Regions from separate parts of the Homo sapiens genome. Here region 2 is linked to region 1. A link is a contact called in ENCODE POLR2A ChIA-PET data. All regions are on one chromosome and are shown on one strand. Each heading gives the region's core, a stretch centred on a gene start or an enhancer-like site at or near the end of the contact. The rest is flanking DNA. Distances are from core to core; before and after follow the strand shown.

Evidence for each region. ChIA-PET counts read pairs that join two places held with the same protein, here RNA polymerase II (POLR2A).
Region 2: POLR2A ChIA-PET joins it to region 1 with 32 read pairs in OCI-LY7. The contact joins the enhancer-like site here to the promoter of NKRF in region 1. POLR2A ChIA-PET finds 5 or more read pairs at or near these places in 4 of 52 experiments (BJ, H1, OCI-LY7 and 1 more).

The regions. Positions count from the first base shown.
Region 1 is chrX:119,604,769-119,608,713 of GRCh38, reverse strand. NKRF (NFKB repressing factor) reads left to right here and starts at 2,290. Exons shown (of 4, transcript NR_163972.1): 1 at 2,290-2,983. RefSeq lists an enhancer at 2,057-2,166 and a silencer at 2,707-2,756.
Region 2 is chrX:120,455,633-120,459,577 of GRCh38, reverse strand. It overlaps LAMP2 (lysosomal associated membrane protein 2), which reads left to right. Exons shown (of 9, transcript NM_002294.3): 2 at 2,809-2,927. Among named protein-coding and RNA genes, the nearest start is that of LAMP2, 12 kb to the left of the region's middle. Within about 2 kb of position 2,402, at least 8 of the 41 ENCODE cell types and tissues checked have a DNase peak (open chromatin) inside an H3K27ac peak, as active enhancers do; they include OCI-LY7, where a contact is called at or near this core.

The DNA of each region.
Region 1 (3,945 bases), core at 1,041-3,540:
CCCACCTTTTAATACCATCACATCAGCCATTAAGTTTCAACACTTAAATTTTGAAGGGGACACACTCAAACAATAGCAGGCTGAAATTAATCTAATTATAAAATAACAAATCAGCTTAAAATGTAGGCTCCAAGGAAATGATTTTCACTGGGTTGAGACAAAAGGAAGAGCTTCATTCATTTATGCATTTAATTCAACAAATATCTCTGGAGTGCCTGCAGGATCAAGGTATAGGTGCTAAGACCAAAACAGATGAGTTCCATGCTTTCATGTAACTGACATTCCAGTGGAATACAGCAAGAATACAAAAAGGAAAGAAAGTGGTTTTTCTCTGTTGTCCTGAAATTGATTACAAGCTGGGTAGGGAGAAATAGCCCTATGTAAAACTAAATGTGCCACCAGCAGTAGGACCACTGGATGAGGTGGCTTTGACTCAGTGCCCTCTTTAACTCTCTAATGACATATTTCTAACTATATGACACCTTATGCGTAGGGGTGTATTGGACTGAGAAGAGCAGAAGATAACAGCACTTTTCAGTTTCAGAATTCTGTATTTCCATGTCTGTCTTTCTCTATGGTGGGCATTCATGTTTATTGAGGTAATGTTAGTCTCTAAACCATCAAATCAAAGAATATAGTACTACGAAGGAAGGTTAGAGATAATAAATTCAAGTAATGATTGTACGAGTGAGAAAAATAAGGCCACAGAGGTGAAGTGTCTTGCCGAAGGCTGTAGAGATAGTTGTTGGCAATGATGAGATGAGAATTTAGGTCACCTGACTCCTCATCTAGTGTTCCCCCAGTCATTTGCCTTTGCACTGCTCTGTTTTCTTTCTTTCTTTTTTTTTTGAAACAGAGTCTCACTCTGTTGCCCAGGCTGGAGTGTAGTGGCGCGATATTGGCTCACTGCAACCTCTGCCTCCCGGGTTCAAGCGATTCTCCTGCCTCAGCCTCCGGAGTAGCTGGGATTACAGGCGCCTGCCACCACGCCCGGCTAATTTTTGTATTTTTAGTGGAGACAGGGGTTTCACCATGTTGGCCAGGCTGGTCTCGAACTCCTGACCTCAAGTAATCCTCCTGCCTCGGCCTCCCAAAGTGCTGGGATTACAGGCGTGAGCCACCGCACCCAGCCTGTTTTATTTTCTTCACAGCATGTATCACCTTGTGAACTTTTTAAAAACATTTCGATTGTTACCCCAATAAACATGAATGCCCACCACGGAGAAAGACAGACGTGGAAATAAATTATGAAAGTGTGTAAAGTGCTGTTATCTTCTGCTCCTCTCAGTCTAATACACCCCTAACATAAAGTGTCATATAATTAGAAATACGTCATTAAAGAGTTAAAGATGGTAGTGTGTTAAAGCCACCTCATCCAATGGTCCGGCTCCTGGTGGAACATTTAGTTTTATGCAGGGCTATTTCTCCCCACCAAGATTGTAGTCAATTCCAGGACAACAGAGAAAACCCACTTTCTTTCCTTCTTTTTTGTACTCTTGCTGTATTGAGCACACAGTAGGTGCTGTGTAAATTCCCGCCGACAGACACTCATTGATTAACTGCTTTCGTGACACAGGTTGGCAGATAGGGACTGAAGTTATTGAGTGAAGCTGACTCCGGGTGGAGTGATACATTTGGCTACAGTGATTGAGCGGCTCTACCTTGCAGTACCCTCTTCTGTGGGCCCCTTTTGTATCTTGTAATCTTTTGCACTTAAGTTGATACGTGAAATACAGACTTGCAATCGTGATCAGAACTGTGTAAACAGTATCTGTGTTCGTAATTGGGATACAGTATGGACTTGAAACTGGCTAACTTGAGAAGCGGCGCTGTGGATGATTTTCTTGGCAAGTGTTTCATTTTTACTACGTTTCCGCAGTAAGCTATTACACAAAGCTAATGATGCACGATGCACAGAGCATTTCAAGCTACTCTCTGAAGAAAAGGCACCTCGGGGAGCTGACTGTTTTGTTTTGTTTTAATGTAAAGTCCAGTGCAGACCTAAATCCCTTACAAGGAACATGGTCTCACTGTCGCGCCGCTTAAAAATCCAGGGAAAAGCGTCAGACGAGCCGTGGGCTACCAACATTCATCTGAGGGCACCTTCTAACCATATTCTCGAACCTCAGAGAACCTTCCTAAATTCCCTTTCTGGAGTCCCCGCCCTCCGCTTGTCACCGTAGTGCGTCAAAGGCCCGTAGTCGTCACTGGAGGGAAAAAAGTACGTCGCGCGAGATTCTGCGACGGGATTTGGAAGTTAGGGAACAGCCGCGGCGCAAGCGCACTGGCCTCACAACCCCGGACGGCACGCGGGTAGGTAGGCTAGAACCTAGAGGAGGGGAGCAGAGCGTGCTGGGGTCTTTTATCGCTCTCCGCGCAGTGCGTGGGTCTGCGGATCCGTGGAGGTGCGGAGCCTGACTCGGCCTCCCCGGCTCGCGCGTGAGTGCGGCGGAAGCCCTTCTGCTCCTCCACGAGTTAGAGGAGTGTAGGGGACGTGCATCCCAGTGTCGGGACGCGAGCTCGTGCTCCTCTTTTCCTCCTAACGGTGGCCCCCACGCACACACTCCAGTCCCCCCGAGAGTTGATCTTCTCCCCTCAGCGCGCCCCTCCTTACCCGGCCCCTCCCACCGGCCCCCCGTTTCCGCCCGCTTGCTAGCTGCCTAGCTCGCGGTCCGTAGTCGGCTTCGTCCCTGGGGTCCCTGCTTGGGGGCGGAGAAGATGGCTGGAGGACGTCTGCTGTTGGGGGGCGACTTCCTGTCGCGCCGCCGCTGCCCCCCCTCCCGCCGCCGCCGCTGCCGCCCCTCCCGCCGCCCCCGCCCGAGCCAGTGCTGGAGCAGTGGCGCTATAGCCACGAAAGTGACTGGCAGTGGGCTCTGCGGCGCAGCTTCATCTGTCGGCACCTGCACAGCTATCCCGGGGCTGCCCTCGACCAGCTCCTCGCGCTCTCCGCCGCCTGGACCAACCACGTCTTCCTGGGCTGCAGGTGAGGAAGGTGTGGGTGTCGGGTTAGGGACGGGGGTGAGAGATCGGTGATGGGGGATCGGGTTAGGGACGGCGCTGGAGGGATCGATGATGGTGGTTGGGATAGGGACGGGGGCGGGATGCGGAGGATAGGTTGGAGGCTGGAGATTTGGAGGTGCTGGAGGGCACTAGAGGGATCACTATTGGCCTGGGGGTGGGGTGGCCGACTGTGGTGGCTGGGCATGACATAACAGCTAGGAGGGTGCAGAGATCGCGGAAGCGGCCTCTCCAGGACCAGGGATGGAGATGAAGCAGCGCCTAGAAGAGGATTATTGAGAGGTGGTCATTGTAGTTGGTGGCGGTATTAGAGGACGTGGGGAATGATGAATAGCAGCATCTCGGACCTGCGTAGGGCCTTCCAAGGATGCAGTATCCGCAGAGAATATATTCGACAGTTGGAGTTGTGGGGGAAGGGCGAGGGGACCCCACTGTTCTAGTCTCCTCCTGACCACTCTCTTTTTCCATTCCTCTTAAATACCCCCCTCTACTTGCAGCCCCCTAGCAGGGTCTTACTGTCTTCTCCTGGGGAGGCGGTACGTATCAGCTCTCTGAGCCGCAGCAGCGTCAGCCTTGCTTGTAGATTTGCGCATAATGTGTCTGGACTCAAACAAAGAAATGGATATATCTACTGTAAAAATGGATTGCCCTCTTTTTACCCTAAATGGGATCAGAAGGATTAACATTTGGCTCTGAGTGAGGTTTTAGGTGTGTGTGTCTGTGGTGGGGGTGGGGGTGTGTGTGTGTTTGTTTTTCCCCCCTTTCCTAGAACCTGGTGACGTTTTGAACAGGCCTCTTTGAAAGCTCTTTGCATTCAATGGAGACTGCAGTATGGTTCCAACGCAGCGTGTTTTGTTTGTTTTTTTTTTTTGAAGAGGCTACTTGGACCTCTGTCCTTCAGAACCCCTAAATCGGCCCTATACTAGA
Region 2 (3,945 bases), core at 1,153-3,652, 850 kb before region 1:
ACAACCCAGATCATGCTGCTGAACTGCACTACCACTGCCAAGTGTGAAATTGAAGCTTGCTCTGCTGGCCTTGTTGCCTGGGAGCTTGATCCTGCTTCTGTTACTCCACACCTGTCTCCCTCCCTGTTCCATTCCTGGCTCCATTTGCAGCCCTCCTTTCAAAGTGTGGGGTGGATACCTTTGTTAGGCAGAGCCTAGCACAAGTGGTCCTCCTTACTGCAAGGGAGTCTGGGAAAGCAAGTATCCAGTGTTTTCAGCTTTTATAGTGGGTGGTGATTTCTGCCAGAAATTGTAACAAGGGGACAAGGGGTGTTTCAGATTTGGGGCAGCCAAAAAGCGAGCAAAATCCATCTTTGAGGTGAGCATTTAGGCCAATAGAAGAAAGTAGATTTCAAGTGTTAGGAACAATAGAAGCCCAGGGTAGAGGTTGAATAGAGTATGGCATTTGAGCCCAGTGGAAACAAGTTTAACTGGATTAAAGGGTGTGCTCTGGGAAAATAGTTTGAGAAAAGTTGAAGGAATAGGATGGGACAAGATTAAAGATTACTTTGAAAGTCAGGCAGAGGAATTTAAATTTCATATGGGAATGTTGGAGCCAGTAAAAGTTTTTGAACAAGAAAGTGTCCTAAAAGGAAATGGTACTTAAGGATTATTAATCTGGCAGCACTTCTAGGGGTATCTAGGCATTTTCTGTCATAATTTAGGTGTGGGGTGATAGATTGGGAGTAGAAATAAAAGACAAAGATTGTATTTAAGAGAAGATTTGAAGGAAAAAAATCAATAGGACTTCTTGAAGAGAAAGAAGTAGAGGCTATTTCTGAAACTGAGCTTGAGTGACTGATCCCACTCTTCATTTAGAGCTAGCAAAGCTGAGGAGGGACCCAGTTTGGAGGAAGCAGAAGAATGAATTTTAGTTTGGGAATTGCTGAGTTTGAGGTGAGAGATATTGAGTAAAAGTGGTCCCTGTGCAGTTAGAGTTGGGGACCAAGAAGTGGAAAGAATTGCACTCAGGCAGAAAGGCTGTGAAGGGAATGGAACAGAGTGTGCCAGAACCCTCAGGGTGTTTCTCAGCTCTTGTTTACGGGCCACCAGGTATACTATCTTGAATTTAATTTTAAGTGATACGTTTGAACCACAACCTCTACCTTTTGTTTCATAAAACGTCAGTTCTCACACCCTAAGACACATTGATGCAAGCTATCGATGCTATTACTATTTTACATGGTCTTCTTCCTGTTATTCTAATATATTTGGAAAGAAAATGATTAATACATGTGAGGCTTTTCTTGGTAATTTTCAATACTTTTGAATGTTTTGAATACAAGGAGAATAATATACTAAAGCTAGAGACCTTAAACAAGACCGAGAAAAGACTGCATATAAAAAGCAAACCTCCAGTTCATTAAAATTGTAAGTTGGAGCTCTTGGCTCCATGGCAGGGAGCCTTGGATCAGTAAGTATAACAGCTCCCTTCCGTATTGTACTTAGAAAAGAATGATCATAAAACCTACTTAGGCCTCACAAGGTCTTTTTGAGCCTTAGCCAATGCATTTAGTCACTGTCAGTAACCACAAGCTTTAGTATAATATTCTGGCTTGCAAAGCAGCCAGGTCTCCAGAGCATGACGATAGGCTCTTCTATACAACTTGAAAGCTGTTGCTGAGGCATACCTTCTTGATATTCCTCTTAGCACTTTTCTCTAGTCTATAGCAAGTCTGTACCTGTAGATGACAGTGGATTGCTCAGATATTATTAAAGAGTATGCAAGTATCTTAACAGGAAACAGCTTACCCTTTGGGTAATGTGTGATACAGTGAAGAAAATCCCTTAAATGGTTGCCCAATATTTATGCTGCTGGCATGTTTGCTGGGATATTTTTTCTCCTCTGAATTAGTATTTTGAGTCCTTGGGCTCTTCAGTTTAATAGATAATGTTTCTATGTTTAAGTGTAGAAGATCCACCATGTTAGCTGAAAAGTTCCAAGGCTTTTCTGTCTCTGTAACATTTCTCTGCCTAAAGAGGTAGCAGGTTGAAAATTTAGGAAATAACTTTGCGTCAAAAAATTCATCAGCCTTTCTAATCAATTCGATTTTAAAGTGAAACAGTGATGAACTTTGCATTTATCAGAATTCATGTTTTTCTCATGGATTTAACAGCCCTTTGCAACTCTGCTTCCTTGGTTACATGATAGAAAGAGTATCTGATCACATCAGAATAAAATCGTTTGGGAAGACATCCGTGTGTCATAGATTATGTAGCTTGCAACAGGATTTAAAGCAAAAAGATGGTAGAATATCGGATCTATCATTATTTTTGCAGTGAATGTTTCACCAGCTGGTTTGAGAGAAGTTTTACACCCCTACCAGGCTTCCTCTTACCTCATTTACCGCAAAAACCACAAGTCCTAACAGGCAAACTGTAATTGCCTAAAACAAAACTAGTAAGGTATAAATGCATGTGGAAATGATTATTTGAAGGCAAAAGGCAAATAAATGTCACCAGTCTGAGCCATGACCTAAGCATCCTAGGTCTAGTAACCATTCTTTTGGTAAGGGATAATGCCAACTTTTTTATCAATAGGATTCTGTTAAAAATACAAAGAAAAACAGTCAGCAGGATACTGTATCTATACACATACATATATGTATATACACATATATGTATATATATGTATGTGTATATATAGATATAAAATACTTTTGTTTCATTTTAGAGCTGGTTGAACTTCAGTGGTGGGTAGAGCTTGTTTTTAATTTATATAATTTTTGTAGTACAATTTTAAAATATTATTTTTTTAAATGAATCCAGGAGCTGTGCGGTCTTATGCATTGGAACTTAATTTGACAGATTCAGAAAATGCCACTTGCCTTTATGCAAAATGGCAGATGAATTTCACAGTACGCTATGAAACTACAAATAAAACTTATGTAAGTATATATTTTAATTTTTCTTTGAGTTTTATAGTAGGAATTTAATTGACTTTATCCTTTAGATACACGTATACAAATGAAATTCCACGTTGACTGACTTAATGCTGAAACTCTGGGATTTTTTTTAAGCATACACACTCAGAAGTTATTCTGTTTAGTGTTAGAATGAATATTTCTTCTGATTCATTGGTTCTTGGGAGTTTTTGTAGGACTTGATTAAGGGCAAATGATCTGAAGACGACTATATGGTGTTCAGGTCTAAGTATTTCTGTAAAGTGTTTAAAATGTACTAGCACCAAAGCTTGCCCTTTTAAAAAGCAGCTTCCCATCTGGGCATGGTGGCTCATGCCTGTGATCCCAGCATTTTGGAAGGCCAAAGCAGGAGGATTGCTTGAACCCAGCCCGGGCAACATGGTGAGACCTCATCTCTACAAAAAAACTTTAAAAATTAGCCAGGCATGGTGGCACACACATGTACCTCCAGCCACTCGCTGGGCCGAGGCTGGAGGATTGCTTGAGCTCAGGAGGTTGAGTCTGCAGTGAGCCATGATTGTGCTACTGCACTCCAGCCTGGGCAACAGAGCGAGACTCTATCTCAAAAAAAAAAAAAATCGCTTACTTAGGTTGGTACAAAAGTAATTGCCATTAAAGGAACAAACCACAATTACTTTTGCACCAACCTAAGTAAGCGATTTTTTTTTTTGGCACAAACTGCAATTACTTTTGCACCAACCTAACACTAAAATCTCCCCCTTTTTGACATCTCCTCTTAATTCCTTTGCCTTCTTATTTTCTTTTTGTTAAGGTCCTCACTACTTACAACCTAATTTTTTAAAAAATCAGTTTAAGAACAGCAGCTCAAGCCAGTTTTCCTTTTCTTTTTAGACATACACGAATTTATCCAGAGGAGTGGTATGTAGCAGAAGAATCAGGGACTGGTTTACACAGCAAACCAGGCAAAGGGCAACCTGGCCATGGAGAATGTATGATTTAGGCTGAAGTGGCATGCCCTACA